Linked DNA regions of Homo sapiens: region 1 is linked to region 2. The links are chromatin loops, found by intact Hi-C in ENCODE. Cell type or tissue: IMR-90. All regions are shown on one strand. Links, peaks and the distances in the headings refer to the core of each region. The heading gives the core; the rest is flanking DNA. Region 1 overlaps ADAMTS10 (ADAM metallopeptidase with thrombospondin type 1 motif 10). Region 2 has its middle 9.6 kb from the start of ANGPTL4.

Region 1 (4,382 bases), core at 241-4,240, 230 kb after region 2:
CCATGTTGGCCAGGCCGGCCTTGAACTCCTGACCTCAGGTGATCCTCCCAACTCGGCCTCCCAAAGTGCTGGGATTACAGGCATAAGCCACCACGCCTGGCCCAACCTCCCTCTTTAGATGACCCTCAGAAGTCACACGTGTTTGTGTGCAGAAGTGGAGGGTACTGGGAAGCAGGTGCATCTGAAAGGTCCCTGACTTTGGATGTCACATCTAGATTTAACAGCCTCCAGTTTGGCTACTTCCTGGATGACTTAGTTACTCCCTTTTCTCATTGTAAAATGGGAACGTGGGTCCCCCCAGCAGAGCCTGGCCCAGGTACGTGTCAGCCTATGAGCTGGTCTTTGGGACACCAGCCAACCACCTGAGGCTCCTCTTGACATGTGAGGAAATGGCAGTTCTAATAGGTTGTTACTTCCCCACACCACCCAGCAAGGAGGTGGCCGAGGCAGGACCCGACCCTGGGAGACCCTGGGGGACCCATGTTCAGATCTATCTTTGGTCCAGGGCGATAAACCCGCATCCCCCTTGAAGATGTTAATATGCAGCGCCCCTAGTGGCCACAGCTGGGAAGGAGCCCGTCTCTGCTGGAATCTCCTGAGCGAGTTTGCAGAATTGACGGGCTTGGGGCATGCAATTCTCAGCAATGTCTCCAGGCACTCAAGAGTGAATATGAATGGGTAAGAGGACCCCACTTTGTTGGGGGCCATCAGGGGAGGCTTCTAGGAAGAGGCAACGTTTGTGCTGACACCGGCGAGTAAGCTGGAGTTAAAAAAGGTAAAGGGGCAGGAGCGTGCACCTGGCCATGCTAAGCGCTCAAGCAAAGGCCCAGATATGGGAAAACCATAGGGCAATTGAGGAAGTTCGGGGAGGCTGGTGTGGCTGGAGCATGCGGAGTGACGGAGAGTGTGATGGCCAGGGTGGCAGGTGCTAGACCGTGTGGCTTTAAGAGCCTCTGTGAGGGCCAGGCATGGTGGCTGATGCCTGTAATCCCAGAACTTTGGGAGGCTGAGGTGGGAGGATCGCTTGAGCCCAGGAGTTCCAGACCAGCTTGGGCAACATAGCAAGACCTCGTCTCTACAAAAAATTAAAAAATCAGCTAGGTGTGCTGTTGCACCTATAATCTCAGTTACTTGGCAGGGTAGGCAGGAGAATCGTTTAAGCCCAGGAGTTCAAGGCTGCAGTGAGCTGAGATCGTGCCACTGAACTCCAGCCTGGGCTACAGAGTGAGACCCTGTCTCAAAAAACAAAAACAAAAAAGCAAAACCCTTCCACGAGAAGCTGTTGTACTTTTCTCCTAAAATCCCTGGGTTCCTGTCTGCAATGTTAAAAGTCCCCTTCTGGCTGGGCACGGTGGCCCATGCCTGTAATCCCAGCACTCTGGGAGGCCGAGGCGGGCAGATCACGAGGTCAGGAGATCGAGACCATCCTGGCTAACACGGTGAAACCCCGTCTCTACTAAAAAAGTACAAAAAATTAGCTGGGCATGTTGGCGGGCGCCTGTAGTGCCAGCTACTCGGGAGGCTGAGGCGAGAATGGCATGAACCCAGGAGGCGGAGCTTGCAGTGAGCCGAGATCGTGCCACTGCACTCCAGCCTGGGCAACAGTGCAAGACTCCGTCTCAAAAAAAAAAAAAAATAAAAAAAAAAAATAAATAAATCAGCTGGGTGTGGTCGTGCACGCCTGTAGTCCCAGCTATTCAGAAGGTGGAAGTGGGAGGATCACTTGAGTCCAGGAGATCAAGGCTGCAGTGAGCTATGATAGGCATAGCTGGGCGACAGGGACCGTCTCAGGAAAAAAAAAAAAGAAGTCCCCTTTTGGCTGTTGGGTAGACCTGGGAGAATGGGTGGTCCTTTCCAGACCTGGGTGGGGGCTACTGGATGCACTGACACACACACACCGCAATTCGTAGAAATCTACACAAGACAGAACTTTATTGATGTAGGGCTTCCTGGCAGGAGTGTGTGGGCCCCAGGGCAGGGTCTGTAGCACCATGAGGGGGTGGCCTGGATGTCGGGGTGCCCCTGGGGCGGGCAGGGCAGAGGTTGGGGTGGATCCTCCCCCTAGTCAGGTCAGGGGAGGGTGTCAGGGAGGTGGTGCTACCCCCCCCCCTCCCATAGCAGACACAGATTCCCCCCCAGCTCGGAGTGGAGGGGTAGGGCAGTGCTGGGGGGCAGGGCACCGGCAGACCACCTCCCCACCCCTACTCTTCACAGTACATATTCCGATCAAAGGAGGGGGGGAGTGTTGGGGACTCCCTAAGGGTGGGTTCAAAGGGTGCTGGGGTGAACAGCTGTCCCCTCCCCAGACCCACCCTGGAGGGGGGGTCTCACTATGTGAACTGGAAGGGGCGGATGCTGAAGAGGGGCTCTGGGGGGATAGCCAGCCCCTCTCCATCCCCCCAGCCAGGGCCCTGCAGGGGTTCCCAATAAATAACTTCCGGCTCCGTCTCACCCTTCCCTCCCAGTTCCCGCCCCCCCGGGGCCCCCTCTGGCCGGCCCGCTGCAGGGCTGGCGGCGGAGACCCCGCCAGCTGTGGCTCCGGGTGCCGCGCGCCCCCTAGTGGCCATGGCAGGTTTTGCAGCACATCTGGCGGAAGTAGGCTCGGCTGCAGAACTGAAATTTGAGCACCAGGGGGCAGTAGGCGACCTTGTTCACATCCTTGCACTCTGCGGGGACGGGAGAAGGAAGGAAAAATCAGGTCTCAGCTGCCCTCCCCGCAGGGCTGCACACACGACCTGCAGTGCTTCCTGGCCAGTGACTTTCTGTGCCTTGGTTTCTTTCTTTTTAAATTTACTTTTTTTTTTTTTTTTTTTTTTTTTTTTTACAGATGTTATCTTGCTATGTTGACCAGGCTGGTCTCCACCTCTTGAGCTCAAGTGATCCTCTCACCTCAGCCTCCTAAGTAGTTGGGACTACAGGTGTGAGCAAACCACGCCTGACTTCTGTGCCTTAGTTTCCTCAACTATCAAAGGGGGCTTATAATAGCACCGATGTCACTAGGCTGTTTTGAGGATTTAAGAGAGAGAGTGTAGGGTTGGGGGCCAACACAGACACATTAGTAATGAGAAAAGGGCCGGGTACAGTGTATCATGCCTGTAATCCCAGCACTTTGGGAGACCAAGGCAGGAGGACTGCTTGAGCCCAGGAGTTTGAGACCAGCCTGGGCAACATAGTGAGAGCACTGCATCTACAAAAACTAATTAAAAGAAAAAAATAGGCTGGGCATGGTGGCTCATGCCTGTAATCTCAGCACTTTGGGAGGCCGAGGCAGGTGGATCACTTCAGGTCGGGAGTTTGAAACCAGCCTGGCCAACGTGATCAAACCCCATCTCTACTAAAAATATAAAAATTAGCTGGGCGTGGTGGCGGGTGCCTGTAATCCCAGCTACTCGACAGCCTGAGGCAGGAGAATTGCCTGAACCCGGGAGGCAGAGGTTTCAGTGAGCCGCGATTGCACCACTGTACTCCAGCCTGGGAGACAGAGCGAGACTCTGTCACAAAACAAAACAAAAAAACAAAAAAACAAAAAAAAAAAAAAGGAAAAATTAGCCGGGTGTTGTGGCATGTGCCTGTAGTCCCAGCTACTCAAGAGGCTGAGGCTGGAGGATCGCTTGAGCCCAGGAGGTGGAGGCTGCAGTGAGCTATGATGGCACCACTGCACTCTAGCCTGGGCGACAGAGCGAGACCCTGTCAAACAAACAAACAAACAAACAAACAAACACGACCCAATAAAACAAAAGAAGACAAATATTCCCTTTCCTTTCCATTGTTCCTTTTCATAGCACCCAGGAAAAAATGTCCATTTGGGGCTGTAATCCTCACTCGTTTTCTTTTTTAATAAAGTGAAGATAGGCCGGGCATGGTGGCTCACGCCTGTAATCACAGCACTTTGGGAGGCTGAGTCGGGCGGATCATGAGGTCAGGAGATCGAGACCATCCTGGCTAACATGGTGAAACCCCGTCTCTACTAAAAATACAAAAATTAGCCGGGCGTGGTGGCAGGCGCCTGTAGTCCCAGCTATTCAGGAGGCTGAGGCAGGAGAATGGCGTGAACCTGGGAGGTGGAGCTTGCAGTGAGCGGAGATTGCATCACTGCATTCCAGCCTGGGCGACAGTGAGACTCCGTCTCAAAACAAAGCAAAACAAAAACAAACAAAACAAAACCTGAAGCTCTTGAGTCCCAGCTGAGTGGGTGAGTCAGGGTATTTTTCAGAACATTGACTATTTTGTGTGATCATGATGTCTGTTGATGACTATGGATGGATATGAGCTTCCATCTAGCGGCCAGTGATTTATGGCAGGACCAGGGGCGAATTAAAAGCTACAGATGGATTTTTTTTTTTTTTTTGGTCGCCCAGGCTGGAGTGCAGTGGCACAATCTT
Region 2 (4,382 bases), core at 172-4,171:
GCGTGGGTGAGGAAGATGCTCTTAGACCTCTTAAACAACTTCCCTCCTCCCCCACATTCCTAATACCCTGGGTGTTCATGGTAGAAAATGTGACCCTTCTCTCTCCCACCCTGTCCCAGGCTGAGGCTTGAGTCAGAAAAGAAAAGAGAGAGGGAGGAGGTTCCCGGGCACTCCAGAATACATTGAACCCCTTGGGAGCCACTTTCAGCTCCTTTGCCATTTTAGGGGCCTCCTGGAAACTCCAAGGCACCCCTGCCCCCATCTGGAATGCTTAACTGCCCAGAGAGACTGCGCCTGTCTCTGAACAGTTTTTTTTTTTTTTTTTTTTTTTTTTTTGAGACAGTCTCGCTCTGTCGCCAAGGCTGGAGTACAGTGGCGCGATCTCAGCTCACTGCAAGCTCCGCCTCCCGAATTCAAGCAATTCTTCAGCCTCAGTCTCTCCAGTAGCTGGGATTACAGGCACCTGCTATCAGCCCAGCTAATTGTTTGTATTTTTAGTAGAGACAGGGTTTCACCATGTTGGCGAGGCTGGTCTCAAATTCCTGACCTCAGGTGATCCGCCCACCTCTGCCTCCCAAAATGCTGGGATTACAGGCGTGAGCCATTGTGCCCGGCCTGTCTCAGAACATTGACACCCCTGACATGAGAGCTAATTGGCCCCAGTCAGGAGCTTCAAAAGACAGCATTGGCCAGTTGTGGTGTGCATGCCTGTAATCCTAGTGCCTCGAGAGGCTAAGACAGGAGAATTGCTTGAGGCTGAGAGTTTGAGACCAGCCTGGGCAACAAAGCAAGACCCTGTCTCTAGAAAATTTATTTATTTATTTTTGAGACAGAGTCTTGCTCTGTCGCCCAGGCTGGAGTGCAGTGGCGCAATCTCGGCTCACTGCAAGCTCCGCCTCCAGGGTTCAAGCAATTCCCCTGCCTCAGCCTCCCTAGTAGCTGGGATTACAGGCACCTGCCACCATGCCTGGCTAATTTTTTGTATTTTTAGTAGAGATGGGGTTTCACCGCATTAGCCAGGATGGTCTCCATCTGCTGACCTCGTAATCCACCCGCCTCGACCTCCCAAAGTGCTGGGATTACAGGCATGAGCCACTGCACCCAGCAGACATTTTTAAAAATTAGCTGGGGATGGTAGCATGTTCCCGTAGTCCCAGCTACTCAGGATGCTGAGATGGCAGAATTGATTGAGCCCAGGAATTTGAGGCTACAGTAAGCTATGATCACGCCACTGCACTGCAGCCTGGGCCAAGAGCAAGACTGTCTCAACCGGGGTGCAGTGGCTCACGCCTATAATCCCAGCAATTTGGGAGGCTGAAGCGGGTGGATCACTTGAAGTCAGGAGTTTGAGACCAGCCTGGCCAACATGGTGAAACCTCATCTCTACTACAAATACAAAAGTTAGTCGGGTGTGGTGGCGTGCGCCTGTAGTCCCAGCTACTTGGGAGGCCAAGGCAGGAGAATCCCCTGAACCCGGGAGGTGTAGGTTGCAGTGAGCCGAGATCGCGCCACTGTACTCCAGCCTGGGCGACAGAGCGAGACTCTGTCTCAAAAATCATCATCGTCGTCATCATCTCCACTTCCCCCTTGATTTACTCAGTCTTCTCGAGCCTCCCACAGCGGGCGGGCAGCCGCCAGGAGGCCTTGAACTTCCTCTCAGGCGCCTGGGATCAGCGGGAAAGGAGCGCGTCTGAGCGGCCAGAACAGCTGCTCTCGAGTTCACCACCAGAGGGCGCTGCTATCTAGGGTAAACCCCCCGGGGCCGCGGTTGTCAAACCGGGTATATACAGAGAAGGAATTTTCGGGGTGGGGGGTAGTGGGGGAATCTATCTCTAGCTTTTTCTTATTGTTGTAAAAATAATTTCCCAAAAATAAAAATAGGCTGGGCGCGATGGCTCACGCCTGTAATCCCAACACTTTGGAAGGCCGAGGCGGGTGGATCACTGGAGATCAGGAGTTCAAGATCAACATGGTGAAACCCAGTCTCTGCTAGAAATACAAAAATTAGCCGGGCATGGTGGCCAGCAGCTGTAATCCCAGCTACTCAGGAGGCTGAGGCATAAGAACCCCCTGAAGCTGGGAGGCATAGGTAGTAGTAAGTCGAGATCGCCCCACTGCACTCCAGCCTGGGTGACAGAACAAGACGCTGTCTCAAATAAATAAATAAATAAATCGTAAATTACAAAACAATGACAAGCTTTAAAAATAGGCCAGGTACGGTGGCTCACGCCTGTAATCCCAGCACTTTGGGAGGCCGAGGCGGGCGGATCATGAGATCAGGAGATCAAGACCATCCTGGCTAACACGGTGAAACCCCATCTCTACTAAAAATACAAAAAATTAGCTGGGCCTGGTGGCGGGCACCTGTAATCCCAGCTACTCGGGAGGCTGAGGCAGGCGAATGGCATGAACCCAGGAGGTGGAGCTTGCAGTGAGCCGAGATAGTGCCACTGCACTCCAGCCTGGGCGACAGAGTGAGACTCCGTCTCAAAAACAAAACAACAACAAAATTAAATGAAAAATAAAATAAAAGAGGTCACGGTTTTGGGCACCGTTAATTCCAGCTAGTGAGCAGGCTGAGATGGGAGGATTTCTTGGGCCCAGTAGTTCCAATCCAGCCTTGGCAACACAGCAAGACATCCCACCACCACCCCACGTGCCCTCCCCCGCCACCGTCTTAAAAGACAGAAAGAGAGATTCAATGGTTTGGAACTAAAGAGAACTAGGTTCAAATCTTTTTTTTTATCTCTTTTTTTGAGATGGATTCTGGCTTTGTCACCCAGGCTGGAGTGCAGTTGTGCGATCTTGGCTCACTGCAGCCTCTGCCTCCTAGGTTAGAGCGATTCTCCTGCCTCCGCCTCCCAAGTAGCTGGGAGGTAGCACTCACCACCATGCCCAGCTAATATTTTGTATTTTTAGTAGAGAGAAGTTTTCACCAGGTTGGCCTGGCTGGTCTCAAACTCCTGATCTCAGGTAATCTGCCCACCTCAGCCTCCCAAATTGCTGGAATTACAGACATGAGCCACCACGCCTGGCCTAGGTTCAAATCTTGACCCTTCTGAGCTGTGTGACTTTGTCCAAATTCCTAAAGGTCTCAGAAGCTCAATTTATCTCCTTTCAGGGACCGACTTGAGGTTGAGATAAAATGGATTACACAAGTGTCTGATGGTGTAAAGGTGGCACTAAATAAATGTACGCTGCTACAGTTATTATTTCCTTAGTGACTTCATAGCTGTCTGCCCTGCAATGTACAAGTTCCCAGACTGGAAGGAATTATGGGGAAAAGCTAATAGGGGAGGGTGGAAAGGCAACCCCGTTCCCTTCTGAGCACCAGCCCAGATTCTGAGTCATCCTTTCTGCCCTGAGTGTTTGAGGTCCTGCTCTTGGGCTGACCTTTCTTGGTGACCTGGATGTGAGTACAGTGTGGCAGGAAGACTGTGGTTAGTTGCTGGGGGCGGTAGAGGCCAGTCACTGGACACGATGTGCCATTACATAGTCCTAACAACCTTGTGGGCTTGTCTGAGAAGAATCCTGCATGTCTCAAGCCAGAGAGAATTTTTCATGCTCTTCCTTGAACCTGAGTCATCTATTTCCTGTACACTTTGTCTAGGACTCTGTCAAGCATCTCTCAGTCTTAGGACCCCTGCTCCAGGAATCCTTACCTAATGGGATTGACATCTTTTCTATACTCTTCTAGGCCTGTGTGCTTACCCCATTGCAGCATTGACCATCTAGGATTCAACTTATGTAGTTAAATCTTAGCACCATTCATGGTGCCAATGAGCAAACAGATATCATGTGCCTCCTGATATCATACACTGAGAAGGACACAACATCACTGCCAAAAATACATAACAGGCACCTTAAGGGGAAGAAACATCTGCATCAGACAAATGCAAAATGGAGGACGTGCTACAAAAAACCGGTGTGTACATCTCGAAAATATCAGTGTTTGGCCAGGCATAGTGGCTTATGCCTGTTGTCCCAGCTACTCAGGAGGCTGAGGTGGGAGGATCACTTGAGCCCAGGAGGTTGAGGCTGCAGTGAGCTGTGATCTCACTGCTGCACTCCAGCCTTGGTGACAAAGTGAGACCGTGTCTCAAAAAATGCCAGTGCCCTGCCTGGTATAGCGAATGCACCTGTATTCCCAGTTACTCAGTAGGCTGAGGCAGGAAGATTGCTTGAGTCCAGATTTGAGACCAGCCTCGGCAACATAACAACGACCCTGTCTCAGATTAAAAAAAAAAAAAAAAAGGACCAACAGGATATGACAATGAAATGCAGTGGATGATTCTGGATAGGGTCCTGCTCATAAAAAACATGGCTGTGAGGCCGGGCGCGGTGGCTTACGCCTGTAATCCTAGCACATTATAGTGTATCCG

The links. A loop is a pair of places that touch in the nucleus more often than their neighbours do. Peaks named below come from ENCODE experiments on the same cell type or tissue, not always from the same donor. Only the 100,000 strongest peaks of a DNase experiment are listed, where the experiment ranks them.
Region 1: a loop joins it to region 2, with 8 times the contacts of the local background. A loop is called at or near these places in 48 of 110 quality-filtered maps.

What each region holds. Positions count from the first base shown.
Region 1 is chr19:8,578,337-8,582,718 of GRCh38, forward strand. It overlaps ADAMTS10 (ADAM metallopeptidase with thrombospondin type 1 motif 10), which reads right to left. Exons shown (of 26, transcript NM_030957.4): 26 at 1,904-2,666. The coding sequence ends at 2,557. Among named protein-coding and RNA genes, the nearest start is that of MYO1F, 3.1 kb to the left of the region's middle. RefSeq lists silencers at 438-632, 2,444-2,493. In IMR-90, for the core only: CTCF peaks have their summits at 563 and 2,592 (motif pointing left); DNase peaks (open chromatin) are centred at 2,635 and 4,185.
Region 2 is chr19:8,352,406-8,356,787 of GRCh38, forward strand. No RefSeq gene overlaps it. Among named protein-coding and RNA genes, the nearest start is that of ANGPTL4, 9.6 kb to the right of the region's middle. RefSeq lists an enhancer at 1,724-1,803. In IMR-90, for the core only: a CTCF peak has its summit at 1,712 (motif pointing right); a DNase peak (open chromatin) is centred at 3,426; H3K4me3 peaks cover 156 bases; H3K27ac peaks cover 428 bases.